Linked DNA regions of Homo sapiens: regions 2 and 3 are each linked to region 1. A link is a loop called in an ENCODE intact Hi-C map of the cell type or tissue named here. Cell type or tissue: heart right ventricle. All regions are shown on one strand.

Region 1 (2,500 bases):
TGCAGGCGATCACCACGGCTAAAGAGAAGACTGGGCCAGAGGGGCCGGGTGGCTTCCGGGAGCCCCATCTTCATCTCTGGCACTCCTCCCTTTCCTCTTGCTGCCCCTGGAGCTAGCAGTCCTGGGGCTAGCAGTCCTGAACAGCTAGGAGTTTGCAATTAGCCCGGTAAATTAGCAGAACTGCTTTCAGGAGACGGGAGCAGCCGGCAGGTAGCAGGGCCCACCACACTGGCCCGGAAGTGACAGGACCCAGGGCTGTGCAGGGACCACCAGGCTCCCGGGCTAATGAGGTCTCTCCCCTAGAGATGGGCGGGAACCCACTGGAGAACAGTGGCTTTGAACCTGGAGCCTTCGATGGCCTGAAGCTCAACTACCTGCGCATCTCAGAGGCCAAGCTGACTGGCATCCCCAAAGGTAGGAAGCCCACTCTTCCTGCACGCCTGCCTGCCTCACCCCCAACAGCACAGATGGCCAGGGTGGGGGCTCTGGATGGGCCCGATCTACTCAGGGAAAGGCTCAACAGTCCCCTCCCGCCACCTGGGGCAGAGCTAGGGCCCCTGCCCTCAGCACCTGCATTCTCCCCTGTGCCCTCTTCTCCTGGCAGACCTCCCTGAGACCCTGAATGAACTCCACCTAGACCACAACAAAATCCAGGCCATCGAACTGGAGGACCTGCTTCGCTACTCCAAGCTGTACAGGTGAGGCCAGCAGGGCACCGCCCAAGGGTGATGCCAGAGTCCCTCAGTGCTGTGTGGCCCCTCGCGCCCAGCCCCCCATCCTTACCTCCAGCCTTTGAGTCCGTGTCATTCTCCCGCTCACAGGCTGGGCCTAGGCCACAACCAGATCAGGATGATCGAGAACGGGAGCCTGAGCTTCCTGCCCACCCTCCGGGAGCTCCACTTGGACAACAACAAGTTGGCCAGGGTGCCCTCAGGGCTCCCAGACCTCAAGCTCCTCCAGGTGAGAGCTGGGCATGCACAGCCAGGTTCCCTAAGGCTGGGCTGGGGGAGGCGTGTGTGTCCCCGGGCAGTCCCTCAGTCCCCTGGCCCTCCTTCCCGACCGGCTCTGGGCATCTGCAAGGGAGCGGTCCTGATGCTCCCAGCTGGTGCTGAGGAGGCAGGGAGCAGGGGCTCCATGGTGGATACCGAGCAAGGCAGCCTGGTAGCTCTTGGACCCGAGGGTCTCCAGGTGGGTCGGACACCAGAAAGATGTGGCAGAGTCCAGGGAGTCGAGAAACTGTGGGCGTGGGAGTGCACAGATCTGTGCCAAGACAGTGACCGCCCAGGGCAGGAAGTAGGCTGACGAGGGGGAGCAGGGTCTTGCCTGGGATTCTATCGGGAGCTTCCATCCCTGGCCTGGCCCGCAACCAGGTGGGTGATCTTGGTCTTGCCCAGCCCTGCTCCATCCACAAGTGTTTGGAGCACCCCCATCCGCACCAGCTGCGAGCCAGCACCGCGCAGGCCATGCCCATGCTGGGCCGAGTGCGCCCTCTAGTGGCCATTGTCATGTTCACCAGCACTGGGCTCCCAGCCCAACCCAGCAGGCGCCTCGCCTGCCCACCTCCGCTCCTCCCAGAGACAGCAAGACGGTGGCTCCAGAGAGTTGGAGGGGCTGCTAGAGGGCGAGCTCCTCTGCTGACTGGAAGAAAGAGGAGGGCATCCCAAGGGCTCTTTCTCCTCTCATGCCCCATGGAGTGTGAGGGTGCTCCCCCGAGGCTCAGGCCACCTTTCCTCCACCTCACACCACCAAACACACCTCTACCCCAGCCCCGCCCCCACATGTCCTCAACCTGACCCACCTGAGACCCTCATCCTTGTCCCTGGTCACATCCAGTGCCTTAATCCTGGCTGACACCCACACAAATAACACGCCCATGCCTTGGTTTGCTCCTCCCAACAACGGGGAGCCTCTGGTGTGGCCCTTGAAGTAGGGTGCAGAGGCAACAGCAAAATGCCTCCTGGAGGCAGCGGGCTTGGCGTGGAGGGAGGGAGGCCTGCCGTGACCCGGCCTCTCTGCCTTCAGGTGGTCTATCTGCACTCCAACAACATCACCAAAGTGGGTGTCAACGACTTCTGTCCCATGGGCTTCGGGGTGAAGCGGGCCTACTACAACGGCATCAGCCTCTTCAACAACCCCGTGCCCTACTGGGAGGTGCAGCCGGCCACTTTCCGCTGCGTCACTGACCGCCTGGCCATCCAGTTTGGCAACTACAAAAAGTAGAGGCAGCTGCAGCCACCGCGGGGCCTCAGTGGGGGTCTCTGGGGAACACAGCCAGACATCCTGATGGGGAGGCAGAGCCAGGAAGCTAAGCCAGGGCCCAGCTGCGTCCAACCCAGCCCCCCACCTCGGGTCCCTGACCCCAGCTCGATGCCCCATCACCGCCTCTCCCTGGCTCCCAAGGGTGCAGGTGGGCGCAAGGCCCGGCCCCCATCACATGTTCCCTTGGCCTCAGAGCTGCCCCTGCTCTCCCACCACAGCCACCCAGAGGCACCCCATGAAG
Region 2 (2,500 bases), 110 kb before region 1:
CCAGTCCCGAAGCATCGCCAGAGCCATCGCAGAGGACTTGAGGGAGGGAGCCTGATCAATCAGGAATGTGTGCTGACTGTTGCAGTCTCCGACACAGCCTGTGAGTGCAAAGAGAGAAGCTTGTTTGTGCCAAACACTCACTCCCACCACTCATCTGCCCCTACGTGTGTGGGGGTGAGGGGGCAGGGCTGGAGTTCCTCTGCCTCCTTGTTTTGTCGCTTTGATTTTAGTGAAATTTTGATGGCAAAATTAAATTTATTTGCAAGATACAGGGCTAGTCACATTTTCTATGCTACTTGGTGCCATTTGTAGTAAGTTACTTTTTTTCCCCCACAAAGGAATTGGGAAGCTTATCTCAGTTTTCAAAACTTTTGATAAAAACTTGTTCACAATATTCCCTCTTTATCTTTTTAATGTCTATATGATCTGTAGTAATATCCTGTCCTTCATTCCTGATATTGATTAGTGTTCATTCTCTCTTGTGTGTTGTGTGTGTGTGTGTGTGTGTGTGTGTTGTTTTTTGTTTGTTTGTTTGTTTTTTGAGACAGGGTCTCACTCTGTCACCCAGGCTGGAGTGCAGCAGCTTGATCTCGGCTCAGTGCAGCCTCGACCCCCTGAGCTCAAGCGATCCTCCCACCTCAGCCTCCTGAGTAGCTGGGACTACCGGCACATGCTAACACACGTGGTTAAATTTTTTGTACTTTTTGTAGAGAAGGGGTCTCACTATGTTGCCTAGGCTGGCCTTGAACTCCTGGGCTCAGGCAATCCTCCCGCCTCAGCCTCTCAAAGTGCTGGGATTACAGGCATAAACCACTGTGCCTAGCCCCCTCTCATCTTAATTAGTCTTGCTAGGGTTCATTAATTTTGGTACTCTTTAAAAAGCCTAATATCGGGGTTTACTGATTGTCCTTTTTATCTCTGTTATTTCTTTATTTGACTCATTCTGTGTTTACTTTTGCTCTTTTTCGAGCTTCTTTAAATGGACTGTTCGGCCATTGATTTTATGTTCTTTTTTTCTGTTATGAGCACTGAAAGCAAGAAATTTTCCTCTGACCACTTCCTTCCTTCCAAATGGCTAGTAATTTGGGTAAGTTGAATGTTTTGTGCAGTTTGAAATATCTTGTAAGTTCCTTGGTGATTTCATCTTTGACCCATGGATTTCAAAATATCTAGACATATGTTATTGTTATTAATTTCAAATAAAATTCCACTGTGATCAGAGAACTTATGAAAACGTGCGATCCTTTTCAGTTTCTGAAGATTTTTAAATGGCTCGACATATGGTCTATCTAAGTGAATGTACAATTTGCCCTTGTCATGAATCCGTATTTTCTACAGAGGCCAAGGTCTGCCCCCTCCAACCACTGCAACTCCTGTCGCCATTCCCCACGAAGAGGCGACCTGAAGCCTTTCCAATTCCACCTGTAGGGGGCCAGGCTCCTCACGGCACTGCCACGCCGACAGCCTCCAGGGGGCGCTCACCGTCGCCTGTACCACTGGCCGCCAGGCAGCCTCCGGCTCCGCACCCCGTGCACCCTTAGGCATTGGCCCTCCTTCCAGCCCATCCCCCACCGCACACCGGGGACAGTCCCTTCCTGCCCCCAACGTGCCCTTCCACACTGGGCGCCCCCTAAACCCAGCTGGCAGCACTCCAGTCTAGCCCCGGGCAGCAGGGCGTCCCACGTGCTTAGACATGAGCCTCCCTCTGTGGCCTCCCCACAGCCAGGGGCCCGACAATCCCGCCCTCCACCCCCAAGTCAGGAGCCCCCATAGCCCACAGAGGCAGGGCACCCTCCGCTCTGGTCGGCCCTCCACCGGGCTTAGGAATCACCTCTGCCCTCACCCACCCAGCCCTAGGACCTGACCACGGCACCCGCCAGGGGCCGTCCCCTCTCGCGCCTCAGACCCAGGCTGGGCCGCCCTCCGTCCCGCCCCACGCTTGGAGCCCGCCAGCCTGCTCTCCCACGTGGCGCTCCACAGCCCCCTTGCCCTCCCACCCCAGGGAGCCCCCTCCCGACCCCCAGCCCCACAGCCGGAAGCCCTCGACACCCCCTCACCCCAGCACTGGGCGAGTCACCCTCCCTCTTGCCTCTTCTACCCCGCGTGCTTGGCGACCCTCTCCGCCCAGGGACCCAGGGGTCCTCCTCTGGCCACCCCGCACTGAGGAACCCCTCCCCTCAGCCCTCCTTCCAACCGCCCTCCCGAGGGGGCCTTCCTTGGCGGGAAGCCCACCGTGACAGCCACGCCGCACCTAAACCGGGCCAGGCGGGACCGCCGCCCCCCAGCTCCGCAGCCGGCTCCTCACGGCCTGCCACACCGCCTGCCCCCCCCCCACACCCCGGGAACCTCCTGGGCCGCCATCCTGAGCTCCGGCAACACCTCCTGGGCCTGGGTCCTGGCAAACCCCCGCGGTCTACTCACTTTCTCAAACTCTGGGCAATTCCGGGTCTCTCAGTGGGAAGTCAGATATCTGGGTCTCTCCGAAGGGTCTGAAGAGATC
Region 3 (2,500 bases), 52 kb before region 1:
CTCAAAGTGGTTCATCCTCCTCTGCTTCCCAAAGTGCTGGGATTACAGGCATGAGCCACCGCGCCTGGCCCAAGTTACATTTTTAATTGTCAAATACTATTCCATTCAGGCATTTGTTATCATTTGCTTCACATTTTCTATTACTGAGTTATCTCAATTTTCTACGATGAGCGTTTTCATTTGATAATCCGCTGAAAGCATTTTTTCAAGTGAAGGAAAACATGCATTAGAAAATGAAAAACAAAAGAAGGGGCCGGTCCCCAAATGCTCCTCCAGGGCTAGTGGAGCACAGAAAAGGAAGCCTGTGCGTGGGGCAGCCCCAGGCAGAGGGCCAGGTGGGCAGCCACGTACCTAGACTCATGACGGAGCTGCTGCCACCCCAGCAGATCTGCTCGCCTTGCTGCTTCTTCACGGTCTCCACGGCCTTCGCAGAGGTGTCAGCAACTGCCATGACCACTTGCAGCAGCTGGGGAGGGAGGGAGGGAGGGAGGGAGGGAGGGAGGGAGCGAGCAGGCACTAAATGCCGCTGGTCTCACGTAGCGACGGCATCTCCTGCTTCCCACCCCCACTCACACTGATCAGGTGGCATTCACCTGAAAGACAGCCAAGGGTGAGGGACAGAACTCCCAGCGGGGAAGTCACCAATCAGAGTTCTCGGACCTAAGTCCCCTCTTCCTGGCCCAGTGGGGATGCCACACTCTCATGTCGCTCTGGCAACCCTCGATGCCTAGGGACATGCCAGCCAGCACTGCGTGTCCTCCCAGCCCCAGCAATTGGCAAGGGGGGAAAATAAATGTCCCAAGAAAAATGGACAGGAGAGGGCTGTGGCCTCACCATCCCTGATCGAGGGGTCTCACAGGACCAGCCAGTCAGAGGTTGGAAGGCTCGGAGCCTCTCGCTTAGAAAACCAAAATGAACATCACGGAATCCTTGAGCCAAGGGCAGAGTTGCGCACGTGGGAACTGTAGTCATCGTAACTAAAGCCGGCTTTTTAGGTTGGCCTCTGGGGATCTCACATGTGGAACAACGAAACAAGCAAACATTGACGAGCCCACTTCCTCTCATCCTGTCTGAGCAGGCTCATGGGCAGACAGGCAGGCATTTGTCTGCCTGTCTGGCACAGTTCTTGGTCATCCACAAGAATGAATGGACCTTGCTATTTTGGAGCGTAACGTGACAACAGTGCGGCCAACACAGGAACAGCACCTGGAGGCTGGGACACGCAGGACCCCACACCGGATCTGGGCCTAGCTAGTGCCTGCTAAGGTGGGCAGGTCCAAGGACCAGAAGCAGCACCTCCCCAGCCCACTGAGGGGCCCAGAGCCCTGCCACGCCACTGGCCAGCAGGGAGCCCAGCCCAGCCCCTCCCAGCCCCTGGTCCTGCCCTGTGGTCCCTTGTCAGGGGCTGCTGAGGCCCCTGAGCCCAAGCAGGATATAAGCTCTCAGTCTGAGTGAACAGGGGAGGGGGCGGTTAGAGGGGAGGGGAAGGGCACCCTTACTTGGCTGTAGGAAGTCAGATTCTGGTGCGTGGCCTGGATGATGGGGCCGCACGGGTGGAGGTCAGGGCCTGGGCGCTGGCAGCACTCGCCCAGCTCGTCGTCGTAGACTTGGAGAAAAGCCAAGATTAGCTGGTGGAAGTCGGAAGTGACCAGACGCAGCTTCTGGTCTAGGGTGCTGATGTCGGCTGCGCCCGCAGCAGCCCCTTGCTCATGCTGTGCAAAGTACTGCAAAGCCAGAGGCAGAGTCCCTTGAGGCTGCCCTGCCCACCAGCCAGGCTGCCACCGGCCCTCACCTCAGACACTGCACACCCAGGGCGAGGAAGAAAGCTTTCAGAAACAGGGACACAGGGGAGCTGTACCGAGCGACTCAGGCCAGAGCAAGACCTTCTGGCTCCCAGCCTCAGCCCCCTCACTCACTCTCCTGTGGGCCCCGGTCTCCTCCGCAATCAAACAGAGGCCAGGCCAAGGGCTGCCAGGAGGACCACGTGCGGCAAGGCACATGGCAATGTGCTCAGGCGTGGGCACCACCCAATACCTGAGGCTGATCCCTTCCCCCAGCCACGGGACCCACCTCTCACCTCCCCGCGGACTGAGCACCACAGTATTCTAGAACATGTCAGGCCCGGTGCACAGGCAACCTCGCCTAAGCCTCACGTGCTGAGGGAGGTGACAAAGCAGGGCCTTGCCTCCAAGCAACCCCCTCCCAGGAGCTAGCACCCTCACCTCCGTTCTAAGCGCGTGCAACTTGGCAGCACTCTCCTGCAGCTGCCTGGCAAGCTCCGCCAGCTTCTCCTCCTCCTCGGACTTGGCAGAGGCACTGGCCCTGCAGGGAGAGAAAGGGAACACTTGCAACTCACCGCTGCCAGGGGTGTCTGCAGTAACAGAACCAAGCAGCCTGGGGCTGGGACAGGAGGCCAGGGTGCTGCCACTGAGGCCTCCAGGAGCACGTACCACTGCCAGTCATCACTCTGCTTGTTGAGGAGGGGCTGCATGTCCAGGGG

The links. Peaks named below come from ENCODE experiments on the same cell type or tissue, not always from the same donor. Only the 100,000 strongest peaks of a DNase experiment are listed, where the experiment ranks them.
Region 2: it touches region 1 in a loop (2.9-fold over the local background); 3 of 110 quality-filtered maps call a loop at or near these places.
Region 3: it touches region 1 in a loop (2.2-fold over the local background); 30 of 110 quality-filtered maps call a loop at or near these places.

Annotation. Positions count from the first base shown.
Region 1 is chrX:153,506,226-153,508,725 of GRCh38, forward strand. BGN (biglycan) reads left to right here. Exons shown (of 8, transcript NM_001711.6): 5 at 304-414; 6 at 605-698; 7 at 822-960; 8 at 2,023-2,500. The coding sequence ends at 2,220. Among named protein-coding and RNA genes, the nearest start is that of ATP2B3, 10 kb to the right of the region's middle. RefSeq lists enhancers at 1,213-1,312, 1,393-1,442. In heart right ventricle, a CTCF peak has its summit at 1,494 (motif pointing left); a DNase peak (open chromatin) is centred at 1,486; H3K27ac peaks cover 492 bases.
Region 2 is chrX:153,398,823-153,401,322 of GRCh38, forward strand. PNMA6E (PNMA family member 6E) reads right to left here. Exons shown (of 2, transcript NM_001367770.1): 1 at 2,422-2,500; 2 at 1-98. The coding sequence starts at 27. Among named protein-coding and RNA genes, the nearest start is that of PNMA6E, 1.3 kb to the right of the region's middle. In heart right ventricle, a CTCF peak has its summit at 1,459 (motif pointing right); no DNase peak of the experiment used is centred here.
Region 3 is chrX:153,454,043-153,456,542 of GRCh38, forward strand. HAUS7 (HAUS augmin like complex subunit 7) reads right to left here. Exons shown (of 10, transcript NM_001385482.1): 6 at 2,451-2,500; 7 at 2,223-2,322; 8 at 1,500-1,724; 9 at 352-466. Among named protein-coding and RNA genes, the nearest start is that of TREX2, 9.2 kb to the left of the region's middle. In heart right ventricle, no CTCF peak of the experiment used is centred here; no DNase peak of the experiment used is centred here.